2 separate regions of the Homo sapiens genome follow, and region 1 is linked to region 2. A link is a loop called in an ENCODE intact Hi-C map of the cell type or tissue named here. Cell type or tissue: IMR-90. All regions are shown on one strand. Links, peaks and the distances in the headings refer to the core of each region. The heading gives the core; the rest is flanking DNA. Region 1 overlaps PDGFDDN (PDGFD downstream neighbor). Region 2 holds the start of LOC102723862 (a long non-coding RNA gene).

Region 1 (5,383 bases), core at 273-5,272, 50 kb after region 2:
ACAAAATTTGGCAGTTCTATTTTTAAAAATATGTCTAGGATTTGGTCACTTGTTACCTTCCCTGCTGCTACTACAGTGTTCCCAGCCACTATCATCTCTTGACAGCATTACTGTTGCAATAACCACCTTCCAGTTTGTCTCCTAGCCTCTGCCCCTACCCACTTCAGTCTATTCTCAACATAGCCAAAGTCGTTTACATATGAGACAAATCATGTCATTCCTTACCTCAAAATCATATGGAGATTTCATGTATCAGTCAAACAACATTATGCTGCAGTATCAAAAATAGAAACAACGTTAGCTAACACCACAGATTTTTTCTTTCTTTCTCAGGCAATATGTTTAGTGTGGGTAATGAAGGGCTCTGCTAAACACAGTCACTCAGCGAACTAGGGTAGTAGAGGCTCTGCCTTGACATGTACTTCCATCCTCTCTGTAATAGGGAGAAGGGGACTAGGCAATATGCAGTGACTCTTAAAGATTTTACTCCCACCCAGACTTGACACATCTCACTTCCACTCTCATTTTAATGGCTAAAGTGAGGTACCGTGCTGTGCAACAAACCACCACAAAATATCAGTGCATGCAACAATAAGCATTTGTTTGTCATGCCTCTCCAGGCTGGCTGGGGGTCAAGTGATTTAGACTGGGCTAGACTAGGTGGTCTGCTTGAAGCTGCATGTCCTCTGGGGCAGCTCTGCTCACCATGTTTCTCATCTTTCTCCTAGATTCAACAAGCTAGCCAAGACATGTTTTTTTGGGGGTGGTGGCAGAAATTCAAGAGAGAAAGCCCCACTGGGCAAGCATATCTCAAACCCTTGCATGCATCATGTGTACTTATATCCTGTTGTCCAAAGCAAGCCCCATGGCCAAAACTACAACCAAGAGTCAGAGAACTATATTCTGTCTATAGTGAGGCCAGGCAAGGGTGTGAAAGCAAAGAAAGGGTGGAAGAATTGGAGCACTAACCCAGTCTCTCACACATAGTCACACCTAACTTTAAGGGTGCAGGAAAATATAATCCTCTATATGCATGGAAGGACAACTGAAAATATTTGTTGACCACCCCTTGAAATCTTTTGTGGTGAAAAATCAAAGTCCTTACAATGGCCTAAAAGTTTCAATAAAATATGTCTCCCATTAACTGCCTAACTTTATCTCCTACCATTCAATCTAGCTCACATCATTCCAGCCCTTTACCAAGCAAGCTTCTACCTCAGGGCTTTTGCACTTACTGCTCCCTCTGCTTGGAACACTCTCTCTTTTTTTAAATAAAGATATTTGCATGACTTTCACCTTATGTCTTTTGGGGCTTTTATTTTAGATGACCACCTTACAAAAATTGAATTATCCTCCTCTACTGATCCCCTTTCCCTGCTTTTATTTATCCATATCCTAAAAATATTTCCTTCTCACATACTATAGACATTTTACTTACTTGTATGCCTTCTGTCACTATAAGCTACACAAAGACTGGAATTCTGTTGTGTTTTGTTCACTATCCACAGCACCTATAATTGTGCCTGGCACATAGAGGAGTAGGCATTTAGTAACATTTTCGTTGAATAAATGAATACCCTGAAAATTGGTATTTTTCTCATCGGAAACAGTTATTGCCTTTATATTTTGAAAGTTGATTCTGATGCCTTCTAAATCCAATTCAGCCTATTCGGACTGGCTGGTCCCTCCACATTAACCTAGAACTTCTCATTTGGCAAAGGCACCTTTCTGGAATGAATGAGGAGATCTCAGAAAAAGACAGAATTTTATTGCTTTCACCATCCTCTAAAGTCAGTGGTTCTCACATAGGTACGAATTTTTCTCCCCAGGGGATATTTGGCAATGTAGGGAGACATTTTTTGATTGTCACTAATGAGGGGGAAAGAGTGCTACTGGCATCTAGTAAGTGAAGGCCAAGGATGCTGCTAAACATCCTGTAATGCACAGGACAGCCCCACAACAAAGACTTTTCCAGTCCAAAATGTCAACAGCTCTGAGCTTGAGAAATCTGTTCTAAGGGGAGTGCAGAGGTTCTGGTCTTGGCGGCTCTGAAAGTTGTTTCAGATAAATGTTTTATTACTATCAGTGTTACACTATAAGTACTACACAGGCAAGAAGTGAGATGGGTTTATTCATTGGTGTGTGCTGAGCACCTTGTACAGTGCCTGAAACATAATGGGGTCTCAAAAATAATTGTTGAATGCATTAATGAACAGAGATGTCCTATTAAAACACTAAATATTATGTTGCATTATGCTGATTATTAAGCCTTGCTTCACTTCCTTTACTCTATTTTAAGATCTGATTTAGACCTATAATAGTCACGGCCCTGTGGCTTTCAGTCTGTTTTTAATTTCTACGAGAACAGAGAGGAAAATCATATGAGTCTCAGTCTTGTGCAAAGGCTCATATATTCCACTAAAATGTCTGCAGGAGAAAAAAATGTTTCCTCCTATGGATAAAACAGGAAATGAGTTTGGTTCTTGTAGAAACTAATGTGGTGAACTTGAGGTATTGGAATTTAGAGAATTATTTTTAGTTTGTTTTTGAATCCATTTTGGGGTAAATAGTTGACCAAAATATTTCCTTTTTTTGTTTGTTTCTTCTTCTTTTTTTTTTTTAACTAATATACTTGCTGATTTCGTCTGGACTTTTTTTCATTGCAGGCTTTGGATGAGTGCAAGCTGTATTTCTCAGCAAAGCTAATTTGTTTACCGTTCCTTGTCAGGGTTTTCTGTAACTGTCAAGTGTCTTCATTTAGCCATGTTTGTACATGTGTGTATATAGGGACAGGCAAATTGTAACATAAGCCTTCAGTTTTTATTTATGTAATGAACAAGATTATATTTAGTGTTCAGATAAGGTTTAAATGGGGGTTTCAGTTAATACCCAAAGTTATTTATTCCTATGTGTCAAGGGCAATCTTTCCCAGGAGACCCAGAAATTAACTCTTTTTTTTTTTCTTTAAGAAAAAACCCAACCCTAGAACCTAGGATTTAGTAAAACACAGTGAAAGTCTGAAGAAAACTATGGATTCTCCTGTTCCTCAACTCTTTTCCTATCACTGTCTTCCCAATTAGCAAAAGACTCCAACAATCAATCACCTAGGAGTCTGGCCCAGATCCATGGAGACGTTCCTGATTCCTCTCTTTCCCTCACACTCCACATTTAAAGCTTTGCTTTTCAAATATGTTCTGAAACTACCTGCTTCTCACTTCCTCCACTGCTGACTCTCAGATGAACCCTGCTCTCCCTCCTGAGCCTATAAATGGTGTCTCAGCTTTTACTCTTGCTCTCCTGCAGGCCATTCTCTACACCAGGGATCTTGTACCAACTTGTCATATGACTTATTTTCCCTGCTCAAAACTCTCTAAGGACTTACTGACACATTTAGAATCCAAACTCCTTACCATGACTGCTAAGATCCCATATGAACTGGCACTGCCTAATTCTTTCACTTTTTGTCTTTCACTGAGTTCCTTGCCCCTTCCACCCTAGCCGTCTTGCTGTTCCTCACACTATCCGAAGCTTGTTTCGAATTCGGGGCCTTTGCACTTGCTGTTCCTTTTGCCTGGAGTGCTCTTCTTCAAGATATTTCTGCCTATAGTTTCCTCACTTCCTTTAGGTCTCAGCAAAAATGTTGCCTCCTCAGAGAGGCCTTCTGTCACCTATTACCATAGCATGGTCTAGATGCTCTCAGGAGACCCCAAAACCTGTGAAACTAACTTGTGCTTGCAGCTGTGCTTGCTTACAGATAAGAAAGCAGAATGCCAGAAACTGCGAGTTAGCCACAAGACCAACTAAGTGCAGAAGTGCTGCCTTGACTTGAACTCTTGCATAGGTGCACTGAACTCATTTCTTGCTTCATTACCATACTAAAATCTCCACCCAGCAGGGAGAAATGTACCTTGTTAGGCACAAAAGGTGCTGGGTGCAAACAAAAAGACATGACTGCACACACTCTTTTCCCTCCTGGAAGAGCCCACGTTTTTCCAGGAATCCCTGCCCCAGTCTCCACCTACCTGTCCTGGGAGCCCTTTAAATCTCCCTCTACTTGACTTCCAGGGAGATGGTGCTTTGAGCACGAGCTCCCCTCCCCTTCATCATTCTTTGATCACGAGTAAAGTTTCTGTTCTGCTTTACTTAACCTGGTCTGGTTCTATTGGCACAAATGACACTGGGCAGGGAAAGAACCCATTAGGATCCAATAACCTCCTGGGAGGGTCAGTAACACTTCCTTTGCTCTTCTAACTTGCTTTGTTTCTCTTACCGCCCTTATCATTATATGAAATTATATATGTGTTTATTTCCTGTGTCTATCTTGATGCAAATTTTATGAAGGCAAAAACATCGTGCTGTTCATTATCTTGTTCTTTGTCCCTAGTGCCTAGAATTATGCTTACAACGTAGTAGATGCCCAATTTCTGTCAATTAAATGAATAAAGCTTGACCAGAATGTTCAATGATGACCTCAGGGTCCATGCTTGGAACTGCCCTGTAGATGAGAAGGCTTCTTAGAGCAAATTCTTTAGTTCTGCCTCCTATGCAATGGCTTACACAGATGGTATTATAATATGATTAAGGATGTGGGTTACAGAGGAGTTATCTGGAGTTTACTACCTATTGACTTACTTTGGAGAAATCTCTGTCTTCATTTTTTTATACTTATGAAGCACAATAAATATCATTACATTGTTTCTAATAAAAAGCTTTACTATCCCAGCACTTTGGGAGGCTGAGGCAGGCAGATCACGAGGTCAGGAGATCAAGACCTTCCTGGCTAACATGGTGAAACCCCATCTCTACTAAAAATACAAAAAATTAGCTGGGCATGGTGGCCTGCACCTGTAGTCCCAGCTACTTGGGAGGCTGAGGCAGGAGAATGGCGTGAACCCGCAAGGTGGAGCTTGCAGTGAGCCAAGATCGCACAACTGAACTCCAGCCTGGGCGACAGAGTGAGACTCCGTCTCAAAAAAAAAAAAAAAAAGCTTTAGTATATATTAATGTATTTCATTTTCATAAAAGTCATGTATTAGAGGGTTATTATGAAAATTAAATATATGTGAGCTTCAGAAAAATTCCTGGCACATTGTAAAATGGGCACTACTATTACAGTCCATTTCCATTATTCACACCTTCTGTATTTGCATATTTACCTACTCAAAATTTATGTGTATCCCCCAAATCCATGTGCGTGGTTTCTCGTAGTCATTTGAAGACATGAGCTGATATGGTTTGGCTCTGTGTCCCCACCAAAACCTCATCTTGTAGCTCCCATAATTCCCACGTGTTGAGGGAGGGACCTGGTGGGAGATGACTGATTCATGGGGCAGGTCCTTCCTGTGCTGTTCTAGTGATAGTTAATGGGTCTCATGAGATATGA
Region 2 (5,383 bases), core at 83-5,082:
CAGTTTCAGATCATGTCACTCTTTCGATATTTTCCTCCAGTCACAAGGATGGCTTTCTAAGCCCAGATTTGTGAGCAAAATGTTCTTAGGCCAGTACTTCTTGAACTATAATGTGCATAATAATTACATGGAGATCTAGTTAAAATGCAAATTGTGATGCAATAGATCTAGAGTAGGGCCTGCAAGTCTGCAGTTCTAACAAGCTCTGTGGGGATGTTGATACTGCTGGTCCTCAGATGACAGTTTGAAGGGCGAGGCCCTATACTATAAGGAAGCAGGGTGCACTGTGACTGCTTACTCACTTTTTGCATTTTACAACATCAGGGAGCAGCTCAGCAAAGCGCCTCCATTGGTCCCCCAAAAGAGTCCTAGCTAGTTGTAATGTTTAATGAGTATTTAAAGACCCCAAAGTCCCCGCAAACTCATGCTGCAGTGGTTTCTGGATGCACACTGGGTCGGTTAAATCAGTGTGTATGAGGATTTTGCTAATTGCTGAGGTCAGCTCTCATACCTGTTTACAGGGAAAATGGCATGTATATTTTATAAAAGCACATTGAATTATGTATCTGCAATTACAAAAGATTAAAGAGAAAGTCAACTCCAAAGAAAATTGTTTGTTAGCTGCTAAGAATTTAGTTGACTCCTATCCTCATTCTTCATCTCTTTTATCTTTCTGGAAAACTTGCCCAGCCAACCACAAAATGACCCTGTGATAATCAGCTCTCAACAGGGCAGGGAGACAAGCATTCCCCTCTGTACAAAATACCTTTGTTGCAAAGGTATTTATTTGAAATCTGTCTTTGCTGTTTTCACGTCAACCCTGAAGTTATCTTCCAGAAGAGTGTATGTACATTTTAATCAGCATTATCTCAAGAGGAAATGCTGTACTCTAATTAATGGTTCAAGCAATTGTGCTAAGCATAACAATTGCTTGACAGTCATAGCTTGTGTTAACTGTATAATTGCTGTTTGTGCCTTGCTTATTCAAAAGTCATATTATTATTATCTCCAGATAGTCAGCATTTACTTCCAGCATTCAGAGCATAAGCAAAGTGGTGCCATACAAGTCAGCACTATTTTTTAATATGCTGCATTGCAGCATCTCAACTACCAGTGTAGGGAGGGCGTGGTCATGCCTGCTTGGTGTTTGCTCTGTGTAACAGAGATTAAGATGATGACAGGTTTCATTTTGTGATGCTTTAGAGAATTGTAACATATTAAAGGAAAAACATGGAGTGGCCAATATATTCTGTAAGACACAAGATTTGCCCTATCTCCATTCTTATTCTCTTTATATTTCAGCCTCACCTGAGATAAACTACCTATAGCGTCTACTGAATATACATGCAGAAAGAATATTGAAACATAAAACATCAGAAGGAAATATCACTTTCCAGTGTTGTACTCAGCCCTATTGGAACTTGAGGCAAAAGGTTATTCAGTAACACTGACACTGTCTTTAAAATTGTGACTCCTTCCTCCCTTCCTTCCTTCCGCCCTCCCTCCCTTCCTCCCTTCCTTCCTCCCTCCCTCCTTCCCTCCTTCCCTCCCTCTCTCTCTTTCTTTCCTTCTTTCTTTTTTCTTTCTCTTTCTTTCTTTTTCTTTCTCTTTCTTTCTTCTTTCTTCCTTTTTCTTTCTCTTTCTTTCTTCTTTCTTTCTCTTTCCCTTTCTTTCTTTCCTTCCTTCCTTCCTTCTTTCTTTCTTTCTTTCTTGACACACTTTCACTCTGTTGCCCAGGCTGGAGTGCAGTGACCTGATTTCAGCTCACTGCAAGCTCCGCCTCTCAGGTTCAAGCCATTCTACTGCCTCAGCCTCCCGAGTAGCTGGGATTACAGGTGCATGCCACCACACCCAGCTAATTTTTGTATATTTATTAAATATGGGGGTTTTGCCGTGTTGGCCAGGCTGGTCTTGAACTCCTGACCTAAAGTGATCCGCCCACCTCAGCCTCCCAAAGTGCTGGGATTACAGGCAGGAGCAAGCACGCCTAGCCTGTGATATTCTTCTATGGATTTTGGTTTTTTAAAAATCACATTAAAATATTGTCTTGATCATTGAGTTTTTCCCCCTTAAATTTTGTGCTCAAGATGAGTGCCTCACCTGATTCTTGGCCTTGTCATGAGAGAGGTGATAATCTATTTAACAGCCAAGAAAAGAAGACTTCTGAAGAAAAGGCTGAGTTAATGTCACTATGTATTGGGAAAAAAGAGAAAAACCGACAGGTTGGGTTTCCATGAGTTGGAAATCAAAGCTAATAGGATGTGGATGTTTGTGCTGATTCTTGCAGCTGCAGTGAGCAGAGGAAATGTTCTGAGCACTTTCTCAAAAGGTTCTTCAGTATTTTAACTTAAAATCATCTTACAAAAGAAAAGCCTTTGTTGTGTTTATTTGGGGTCTATTTCATTTAATAGGTCTTCTGTATAGTGATTTGTAACTTTTATCAAAGTTGAACTTTTAATGCACATGTTACTTTCAGACCAAAGTCTTTATCCTGGAAGATGTAGCCTCTTTTTTCATTTTTATCTTGAAATGCCCCTTGGCACAAGCTTAGTTAGGAAGTTGAGTTCAGTGGAGAAAGGACGTATAGTTGATATTATACTGGTAAGCCAAGCTCTAAGTTCACCAAGTCTGTTTTTTTCATGTTAAATTGCAGGAGTAGTATTTGCCACATATACCTTATTGGATTGTTTTCAAAGTAATGCACAGGAAGTTGCTTTGTAAAAAATGACCACCATATTCATTATTATGAGTTGACTATGAATTTACTAAAGAGTACCTAGAAAGCGCTCATCTAGATTAGTCTATATGTAGTAAATTGTAATTAAGGAATACATACAGTTGCAATAAATGTGTATGATTTTATGTACCATCTCTCACTATCTTCTAGTATAGCTAATTCATATCTGGCATCAGTTTAGTGACCAAGACACCCTCTCCCTTTGCTTGGATTATTGCAATGCCTTCCTGCCTGGTCTGCCTGGATCCACCCTTGATATAAACAGCCCCAGCCACTCACCCCCAACCCCACTCCTGCTTACATATATTCTCAACCTAGCCACCAAATTATTTTTTTAATATAAGTCAAGTCATATTACTCTTCTGCCCAACCACCCCCAATGGTTTTCCTTCTCACTAACCATAAAAACCAAACGTCTTATAATGGGCTCTAAGACCCTTCAGAATTTTGCCTTCATCACGTCTCCATATTTATCTTCCATCATTGACTTGTTTCCTACATTCCTGCCACATCGGACTCTTCATTATTTCTTGTCCTGGCCTCCCCTTGAGCAAATTAAATTCTCAAAGCTTCAGCTTCCTTATCTGTAAAATAGGCATAAAAATAGTAATAACTATAGAGGACTTTTTTTTTCAGGATTAAATTAGTTAAAATGCTTAGAACAATATTTATACCTAGTGTTAAAATGTCAATATTATATTATCATAAGTTTTATTACCCTCATCTGATTTTTTGTAAAGTCTCTAATGATTTGACTCCTGAATTGACAATAATCTCTGAAAACTGTCAGAGGCGTTTGAACCAGAGCAACTCCATCTTGAATAGAAGCTGGTTAAATATGGTTGAAACCTACTGGGTTGCATTCCCAGATGGTTAAGGCATTCTAAGTCACAGGATGAGATAGGAGGTCGGCACAAGATAAAGGTCATAAAGACCTTGCTGATAAAACAGATTGCAGTAAAGGAGATGGCTAAAACCCACCAAAACCAAGATGGCAATGAAAGTGTCCTCTGGTCGTCCTCACTGCTACACTCCCACCAGCGTCATGACAGTTTACAAATGCCATGGCAAGTTACCCTATATGGCCTAAAAAGGGAGGGCATCAATAATCCATCCCTTGTTTAGCATATCATCAAGAAATAACCATAAAAATGGGCAACCAGCAGCCGTCGTGGATGCAGTCTATGGAGTAGCCATTCTTTTATTTCTTTACTTTCTTAAGAAACTTGCTTTCACTTTACTCTATGGACTCGCCCTGAACTCTTTCTTGTGAGAGATCCAAGAACCTTCTCTTGGGGTCTGGATCCTGGATTGGGACCCCTTTCCTGTAGCTGAACGGTCACATTACTTTGTTGCTTATTCATATGTTTAAGCATCTTTAAGATCCTCACTGCAGCGAAATAAAGCTCAGAACTTCAAACACTATAAGTATTCCCAGGCCCTTGCTGCTATGTCTTAGATATTTACAGCTTCCCCTGAATTCTTTTTTCTTTATCCTTTGTTTTGGGGAAGGTTGTTTTATGTTTTTCTATTCTCACTTATATTATTTCTCTCCATTTCAGTTTAATATTATTTTTCATTTTTCCTTAATATTCATAATTCAGTTTTCCCCCACACTTGGCACCCTACCCTCTACCCTCTGTCTTCAATTCTTTCCACAATTTTCGCTCCTTCCCTTTTTGCTGTCTCAAGTGAGAACATAGGCACATTTATTTAACCCCACTGGAAATCCTGTGTTTTTGTAGGAAAAGACTTGCTTTCTTGGCAGTGCTAAAAATAAAGTAATTACTGAAGGAATGCATGATGGGGCCAGTTAGTAACCTGATAAATGGAACTTGGATACAAAGCAGAGATGAATAAAAAGACTCACCTGGTCCAGGATACTGGCTTAAAATGAGCCCTGCAGCAAGGCTGACTTGATTATGAGCTCCAAACCAGGAGGCTTTTCTTTCCTCAGTCTAGGAGGCAGGAGTAAGCCTGACAGTGGCAAGAAAGTATCCTCAAGAGTGGGCTAGGGAGGGATGGGGTAAGTTGTGCTGGTAAGGACACCGTGGGAGCAGTGAGCCAGTACATTCCATTCTTACATTTTTTGGCTTTAAAAAACGGAAGGACAGAGCTATATTACTCCATTTCTATTTTGTGAAAAAGTGTAAGCTTAATAATTTTAAAACTCAAGGCTACGTTTGATTTTTCCAAAGCACAATTAAATAAAAAATAGCTCCCTCAGTGGCTCATACCTATAAGAAGCCAAATGGTTTGGATAAAAATACTATTCCCAAGTCACCAGCATCAGCCTGTATAAATAAAATTATTAGGACAGGCAAAGCAATTCAGAGGAAAGAGCATCGCTTGGGGGTAAAATGTTTAAAGAATACTGTGAATTTCACTGTCACAAATTCAAATAAAGTGAGAGTGGAATTCACAGTATTTAAGGAATCAATCCTTGCTGCTTCTGTTTATGAAGCCGAGCTTCAGTTTTCTTGCTCTGACAATGGACACAGTGATTACCTCAAGGGTTGCTGTAGGAGTTAGATGAGATATCTATAATGTAGGAAAGGTGTTTACTACAATGTAACTCATGGATAGGGGCCTATATTGGTTTTCCATTGCTGTGTAACAAATTTCCATAAACTTAGTGGCTTAAAA

Evidence for each region. A loop is a pair of places that touch in the nucleus more often than their neighbours do. Peaks named below come from ENCODE experiments on the same cell type or tissue, not always from the same donor. Only the 100,000 strongest peaks of a DNase experiment are listed, where the experiment ranks them.
Region 1: it touches region 2 in a loop (5-fold over the local background); 3 of 110 quality-filtered maps call a loop at or near these places.

What each region holds. Positions count from the first base shown.
Region 1 is chr11:103,894,999-103,900,381 of GRCh38, forward strand. PDGFDDN (PDGFD downstream neighbor) reads right to left here. Exons shown (of 4, transcript XR_947960.3): 2 at 226-271. Among named protein-coding and RNA genes, the nearest start is that of PDGFDDN, 9.2 kb to the right of the region's middle. RefSeq lists an enhancer at 3,278-3,537. In IMR-90, for the core only: no CTCF peak of the experiment used is centred there; no DNase peak of the experiment used is centred there; H3K27ac peaks cover 175 bases.
Region 2 is chr11:103,844,807-103,850,189 of GRCh38, forward strand. It overlaps LOC102723862 (a long non-coding RNA gene), which reads right to left and starts at 4,745. Exons shown (of 4, transcript XR_001748346.2): 1 at 4,608-4,745; 2 at 3,138-3,321. MIR4693 (microRNA 4693) reads left to right here and starts at 5,100; the gene lies at 5,100-5,174. In IMR-90, for the core only: no CTCF peak of the experiment used is centred there; no DNase peak of the experiment used is centred there.